2 separate regions of the Homo sapiens genome follow, and region 1 is linked to region 2. A link is an interaction called in ENCODE POLR2A ChIA-PET data of the cell type or tissue named here. Cell type or tissue: MCF 10A. All regions are shown on one strand.

Region 1 (4,000 bases), 59 kb before region 2:
AACCTTTTGGAGTCTCCATTTTATCTTCCAGAGCTCTTTCCTTTTGCCTCGTTGCACTCCTGAAAGTGCACCTCAAGATGGGACGCCAGCAGCTCTACTGGGGCCAGCCTCGAAAATTGGGTCAGAGTTCTCACTCTTGTGTTGGCTCAAACTGGACTGGCCTGATTTGGAAATACAGCCTCAATGTGTGCTGCCAGTGTTTCTGTCAGTCTGCAAAGGATATAGGTTTCATTAAGCCAGGCTATGTGATCTGGCTTGAATAGATTATCCAAAACATCCACCCAGTGAAAGAAACCATGCTAGCTCTTTGTATATTAAAAAAACAAAAACAAAAAACAAACAAACAAACAAAAAACAACTTTCCCTCCAAAATTTCTCTTCTGTAGAATAAGAACAATGACACTCGCTCAGCCTCCCATCCAAGGCTTTTATAAAGTTCAAATTAAATTAGTGAATTGTAGAGCCCATACTAATGGAAGGATAGCCTACGCAAGCAAGGGACAGGAGCCTGGAACTTTCAGACTGGCTGGAGCACGTCACACTTTTATGTTACTAGAGTCATTCAGGGTGGGCCGGGCGCAGTGCCTTGCACCTGTAATTCCAGCACTTTGGGAGGCCGAGGCGGGCAGATGACATGAGGTCAGGAGTTTGAGACCAGCCTGGCCAACATGGTGAAACCCTGTCTCTACTTGAGACAGGGTTTTGACCTCATTTATAAACATCCTTTAATATGCTTGTGTAAATAGTTAATCCGTGTGCACATATAAAATCCAAAAGGTACAAAAGGATACACAGTAAAGATAATTATCTCCCCATCCCTGTATCATAAGTCATCAGTCCCCCACACCAGAATAAACTGAAATGATCAATTTTTGTTTTTTGAAGGGTTTTTTGTAAAAATACAAAAAATTAGCCGGGCATGGTGGTGCATGCCTGTAATTCCAGCTACTTGGGAGACTGAGGCAGGAGAATAATTTGAACGCAGAAAGCGGAGGTTGCGGTGAGCCGAGATCACACCACTGCACTCCATCCTGGGTGACAAGAGCGAAACTCTGTCTCAAAACAAAACAAAACAGAGTCAATCAGAGTGTCCTCATTGGTCCCAGGTCTGGATGTGGTTGAGATAAAGCATACTGATTTGTGGAGTCTCTCATGATTTCTGAACCGTCAAAATCCTACTTGTCTTTCCAATCCCAGCGTGGGTGTCACCTGTTCTGAGAGGCTTTCCCTGGTTCCTTTCCCTGTGCAGATCCCCCACCCCACCCCAGATGTGCTCTTTGCCTCTTCAGGGCCTCCAGCATCTCCTACTTAGATCTCTCTGTGCTTCAGGAGGGCTTTCCCTTGCTTGCTGACCTGTTGCAAGGTGGCCTCCTGTGGTAGAGTGAGCAAGGCTTGGATTGTGACTTCCCTACCCACTGGCTATGTGACCTGCACAAGCATTAAACCTCTCTAAACCTCAGTTTTCTAATCCACAGATTTTGGTTAATAACGTTTACCCCCCAGGAAACAGTTCTTAAACTTCCACCTCTTAGGACCCCTTTATTCTCTGAACAATTAAGGACCACAAAGAGTTTTTGTTTATGCCGGTTATATCCATGTATTATCCATATATTTACTATATTAGAAACATAACTGAGAAATTAAAACATATTTATTTATTTGTTTAAAAATCACAATAGGAAACCCATTACATGTTGACATAACTGTTTGTTTGTTTGTTTGAGACAGGGTCTACTCTGTAGGATCAGGTTGGAGTGCAGAGGCATGATTTCGGCTCACTGTAACCTCTGCTTCCCGGGCTAATGTGATCCTCCCACCTCAGCCTCCCAAGTAGCTGGGACTACAGGCACACACCATCACACCTGGCTAATTTTTGTATTTTTCATAGAGACAGGGTTTCACCATGTTGCCAAGGCAGGTATTGAACTCCTGAGCTCAAGTGATCCACCCGCCTCAGCCTCCCAAAGTGCTAGGATTACAGGTGTGAGCCACCACGCCCAACAACATAGTTATTTTTAATTTGTTTCTTTTCTTTTTGTAGAGATGGGGTTTCACTATGCTGTCCAGGCTGGTTTTAAACGCCTGGCCTCAAGCAATCCTCCCACATCAGCCTCCCAAAGTGCTAGGATTACAGGCATGAGCCACCACACCTGGCCTATTTTTAATTTTTAAGGTGTTATTTAGCCAGGCGTGGTGGCTCACGCCTGTAATCCTAGCACTTTGGGAGGCCGAGGCAGGCGGATTGCCTGAGCTCAGGAGTTTGAGATCAGCCTGGGCAACATGGTGAAACCCCGTCTCTACTAACAAAAAAAAATAATACAAAAAATTAGCTGGGCGTGGTGGCGGGCGCCTGTAGTCCTAGCTACTCAGGAGGCTGAGGCAGGAGTATTGCTTGCACCCAGAAGGCAGAGGTTGCAGTGAGATGAAATTGCGCCACTGCACTCCAGCCTGGGCAACAGAGCGAGACTCTGTCTCCACAAATAAATAAATAGTTATTTCTATTTTCCCAAACAAAAATATTTACCAAGAAGAATATTCCTTTACATTTTTGCAAATTTCTTTAATAGGAGATAGCTTCTCACATTTGTTCTACATTCTCACATTTGTTCTACATTCAATCTGTTGAGATATGTACTTTTAATTGAAGTATATGAAGAAAATACAACCCCATGCAAATGTACAGTTGGGAAGAGTATTTTAGTAGTTTTCTCAAATTATTATAGATACTCTTTGGCCCTACACCAAAAGTCAGTAAGTGGCAGTTTTTTAGAGTCAGTTGCCATACGAAATCTGCACCTATGTCAATAAATTTTCCATACTCTGTTACATTAAATTCCATGGGTCTGGCCAGGCACAGTGGCTCACACTTGTAGTAATCCCACCACTTTGGGAGGCCGGGGTGGGTGGATCCCTTGAGGTCAGGGGTTTGAGACCAGCCCGACCAACATGGTGAAACCCTGTCTCTACTAAAAATAAAAATAAAAAAATTAGCCAAGCATGGTGGTATGCGCCTGTAATCCCAGCTGCTTGGGAGGCTGAGGCAGGAGAATTGCTTGAACCCAGGAGGCAGAGGTTGCAGTGAGCTGAGATCACACCATTGCACTCCAGCCTGGGCAACAAAAGCAAAACTCTGTCTCAAAAAACATAAAAAATAGGCCTGGCATGGTGGCTCATGCCTGTAATCCTAGCACTTTGGGAGGCTGAGGTGGGTGGATCACGAGGTCAGGAGATCGAGACCATCCTGGCTAACACGGTGAAACCCCATCTCTACTAAACAAAATTAAAAAAAAAAAAAAAATTAGCCGGGCGTGGTGGCGGGCGCCTGTAGTCCCAGCTACTTGGGAGGCTGAGGCAGGAAAATGGCGTGAACCCGGGAGGCAGAGCTTGTAGTGAGCCTAGATTGCACCACTGCCCTCCAGCCTGGGCGACCGAACAAGACTTGGTCTCAAAAAAAAAAAAAAAAAGATAAAAAATAAAAATAAAATCTACTTTAAGTGGATCTTTTACCTATGCATGATTTTGTAACTTTTTACATTAGGCATTTGGGAAGTATTGATTTACTGAATATGCCAGTTTTCCAAAAGTTGATACATTTTATTCTCAACACAGAATAATCATATGGCTAATATTACCACCAATCTCATCAGAAAAGTCTGTCAGTACCAGGAAGCTGTCAGGCTCAACATGGTAGACACAAGTTTTCCCAAATTCTAATTTTCACTTGAAAACTCAAATTTTTCAGCTGGATACAAAAACAGAAAAAAAGAAAACTCATATTTTATTATTGGCAATAAATACTGTCAGTTGTTTTTCTTGAAGTGGCAGTCTCATTTGTTTATTTTTGAGAAAATGTCTATCCAGTATTCAAATCTGATTGATTAACCATAGTTTGTCTGCAGGCATTCTTTCAAGTAAAAATGATGTTCCATGAGAAAAGTGACTAATTTAGCTTGCAACTCAAACAATCATACATCATACAAAAGTACACGTACTCTTTCTT
Region 2 (4,000 bases):
CTGAGGCTTAGAGAGATTAAATATTTTCTCCCAACTCACAGCTTTTAGTGGGGCAGTTGGGCTTTGATTTCAGGGCTGCCTGGCCAGAGTCCACACTGCTAACCCCTGTCCTAGTTGCTTCCTCTCTGCTAGCTCATTCCTTCTGGTAGCAAGCACCAGCTGTCAGCCCTGACTGGAGAAGGGAGGCCCCTCATGAGAGATGGAGCTGAGTCTCCACCCTCCCGGGCCCCATACACTTCTCTCCTGACCCGTACATTCCTGTGCACCAGGGAAGTGGCCCCTCTCTGGTCGTGGAGACTGAAGTCCCCGTGCTGTGTTGAGCAGTGGAGGTGGGGGTGGCTCAGGTAGAATGGAGGGTACTTGACTCCTGTTTTTTGAGGGAAAGTTGCCTTTAAGTTGGAGGGATGCTGTTGGCTTCCTGCAGCTGCTTGCTGCCTTTTGATGACGCCCCTGTGCATGGGGGCCTTCAAGTGTAGGTGGAATAGGCAGGGTTGGAAAGGCTCTTTTCTCCCCACAGTCCAGGAGAGGCAGTGCTGGAGCCCCTTATTTGCTGTTCATCCTTTGATGGGTCAGCATAACCTTTATGTTACAAATGCCAATAGATATTTAATTCCTGGGGTGGCATAAGGTAGCAAGCAATTTAGAATTTAATAAAATTACAAATTCTTGGGGAGATGATTCTGATTTCTCTCTTTATCCATGATGCATGCTAGTTGCATGAATAAATGAATGAATTTTTTTAAAACTTATGGAAAATTCACACACAGGAGTAGAGAGAATAGTATAGTGATTTCCCATATACCCATTACTCAGCTTCAGCAATTAGCAACAGAATTGCCTGTAATATTTAATCATCTGGGCTATTTTATTGGCACTGAGATTAGTGTGCTAGTGTGAACTGCTAGGAACTTCTCAAGTGAGAAAGGACAAGCGGAGAAGAAATGATATCATAGTATGAATAAAAACTCATCTTTGTGGTGCTGCCATGCTAGGCAAGTTGCAGGTGCTCACCGGAGGGTTTGAACTAACTGCTCTGGATAACTGGCCAGGTGGTGTTGGGTTCCAGCCCCAGGTGGGAGGAAAGTTTCTGAAGGGTGAGTTCAGCTGGATACGTGAGATTCTCAAACACACACTGGGGCAGAAGGCACTGCAGCCAGCCCTAGTTCATCTACTCAACTCATGTTTACTGTGGATCATCTTTTTTTAAAGTTGACATTTCAAACATAAGAAAAAGCATTGAGAATCATAAAATGAATATCTACCTGCTTGCCACCCAGACTTAACAAACATAAAGCAGACATTCTTTCCAGATGAGGGACAGATGCATGGTCTCTGTCTCTAAGGAGGCCTGTGAGTGAGAGACCCAGGGACGGGCAATTTCCTTGTCATATACAAAGATATCACATCTGGTATAGAGAATGGAGTTCCAAGGAAGGCTCCAGCCCATCCTGGAGGAGACAGGTAGGACTTCCTGGAGGAGGTGATCATGTGAGCTAAAAATCAAATCTGGAATATGTGAGTCAGGCCAAGCGGGTGCGGGGGCAGGGTCAAGGGGAGGTGGGCCTGCAAAGGGTGTAACCAAAGGTAAGAAAAAGGGAGTGCAAAGTTCTGGGGAGGGAGGGGCAGGAGGTGAGTGAGGAGTGGGCTGGGTGCAGCTGGAGTGAAAGATATTTGGGAGTGGGCAACAGTGAGGACTGGTGAATCAGTGAGGGACAAGCTCTGGGCATCTTTAGGGCAGTAGCAGGCACCAGGCTTGTCCTGAGACCTGCTCAGTGCGTGGCTGCCTGAATTAGACTCCACACATTGAGAGGATTATAGACCAATATAATCCCATGCAAAGAAACCCACACAGCGGGTGCGGAAGGGCAGAAACTGTATCAGGACTATTTGATTGACCTGGGCTGCTTAGAGCAGGCTCCAGGCTGTCATTTGAAAGAGGGGATGTGTTGGGTTGACCCAATGGGGAGAAGTAGGACTTGGTGAGAGTTGTGTGGACATGGAATCTGGCTCAGAATAGAATTTCTAACAGCCTTCCAAAGAAGGGATGCATGGTTGGGCGAGAGTTTCATGGTCTTAAATGTGTTGAAGTAGTCTCAGGTTGGAAGCAGGCAGGGCTGGGGTGTGGAGGGAGGAGGGCTCTGCATTGCCTGGCCTTCAAGGCCTCTCCTTACTCTGAGTTCTGAGATTTAGGCTGGGGAGGGTGGGTAAGTGACCTGTGGGCACAGGCAAATGGTGCTCCTGGGAAGGCGGCTGTGGAGGAGGTGCTGGCCCGTTGCCATGGGAACCATCACTGCCGTGGGTTTCCAGTTCCAAGGATGCCCTGGAAGGGAATGAGCTCACTCCACCTGCGAGCTGGTGAGTCAGCCCTGCCTCTCCTGCTTGCTCGCCAAGGCTAGGCGGGAATTTGAGCAGTGGACCCTGCCTCTACCCCCTCCTCAGACCACCCAGGCGCCCGTGCCCTGGATGTGGGCTCTTGTCGTAAAAGATGCAGGGCAATAAAGGCAGCTGCCAGCCATTCTGGCATCAGTGGGGATCCTGACTCGGGGAAGCTGCTAGCCTAGTTGGCTAAACCTTGGCTGTGTTGCAGAGGGTGAGCCATTCTCTCTGCCGGCCACTCAGCTGATGTGGGCTGCACACCAGCCACAGCTGTACTGGGCCAGGGCTTGTGGTCCAGGGGGTAGATGGGTGCCGAGGGCAAGCTTTCAGGGTGTCTTGTGAAGGAGAAGTACAGGCTGGGTGGGTGTGAATGCCTGTCGGTCGGGCGTGGGGGTAGTTTCTGGAGGTGGATGAGGAATGCTTCCCGTGGGGAGTGGCTTCTGATCTGGTGCTGGAGGGATGAGGAGCAACTAGTTTGCCCACCAAGTCCTAGGCATCTGAGGCCAGCCAGGGTCATGGCTCCTGCCTCCTCCTTCTGTGCCCCTCCCCAGATGCCCAGTTGTGAGGGAGTGATCAGAACATGTCGGGGGTATTGCAAGAATCTCAAACAGCTGTGACTTGAGTGTACAAGCCATTTTTATCCAAGACCCTGTGAAATCCATGGCACCACCCACTGGGGGCTGGTCCCTCAGGATCCACATAGGGCCTATAGCCCACCCCCGTGCCCCCGCGCCCTGTGCCCCGTGTGGCGGCCTGTGAGATGCATCAGAACACCCAGGGGAACACTGCGTTTCTAGCCTCTGCTTGCCTTACTTGCTTCACCCACATGGGCCTCTGTTTCCATTTGAGAAGATAGATAAGTTAGGGGAGAAAAATGACCATCTTAGACCCTTTCTCCTAAACATAACCATTTATATTTTCAGAAACCTATTTTTATTTTTAATCTTCATGCCTGCATTATTCTGATAGCGGTAATCATAGTGTACATAAAAATTAGCTCTGCTTTTTTATTTCCCCACTTGGCATTTTATCAAAAACACTTTTTCTTATATAGTTACACAGCCTTTATGTTCCTTGCCTGGAGAAAGTGAGATCCAAGTATAGAGATTGTTTCATAAATACATGTTTATTTGTACTTTCCTGCCTCTTTCCAAAAAGCATTTGAGGTGGATATATTAAAAGTCTCGTGTATAACAGGGTTTTTTGTTATTTCGTTTTAGAGACAGGGTCTCACTCTGTTACCCAGGCTGGCGTGCAGTGGTGCTGTCATAGCTCACTGCAGCCTCAAACTTTTGGGCTCAAGGGATCCTCCCACCTAAGCCTCCTCTGAGTAGCTGGGACTACAGGTGCATGCCACCATGCCTGGCTAATTTTTACATTCTTTTGTAGGGTCTTGCTATGTTGATCAGGCTGGTTTCGAACTCCTGGTCTCAAGAAGTCATCTGACCTCGGCCTTCCAAAGTGCCAGGATTACCAATGTGAGCCACCACACCCCCTTCCTTCAGAAGTTTTTTGTTGTTTAATTTTTTTTTTTTTTTTTAATAGAGATAGGTTCTTGTCAAGTCACCAGGACTGCTCTCAAACTCCTGGCCTTAAGTGATCCTCCCCGCCTGGCTTCCCAAAA

The links. ChIA-PET counts read pairs that join two places held together with the same protein. Peaks named below come from ENCODE experiments on the same cell type or tissue, not always from the same donor. Only the 100,000 strongest peaks of a DNase experiment are listed, where the experiment ranks them.
Region 1: POLR2A ChIA-PET joins it to region 2 with 5 read pairs; 13 of 35 experiments call an interaction of 5 or more read pairs at or near these places.

The regions. Positions count from the first base shown.
Region 1 is chr14:69,019,386-69,023,385 of GRCh38, reverse strand. It overlaps the pseudogene RPS29P1. Among named protein-coding and RNA genes, the nearest start is that of ACTN1-DT, 42 kb to the right of the region's middle. In MCF 10A, no CTCF peak of the experiment used is centred here; no DNase peak of the experiment used is centred here.
Region 2 is chr14:68,960,665-68,964,664 of GRCh38, reverse strand. The region is part of intron 1 of ACTN1 (actinin alpha 1); the gene reads left to right. LOC124903336 (a long non-coding RNA gene) reads left to right here. Exons shown (of 2, transcript XR_007064228.1): 2 at 1-1,201. Among named protein-coding and RNA genes, the nearest start is that of ACTN1, 17 kb to the left of the region's middle. RefSeq lists an enhancer at 2,056-2,751. In MCF 10A, no CTCF peak of the experiment used is centred here; a DNase peak (open chromatin) is centred at 2,284.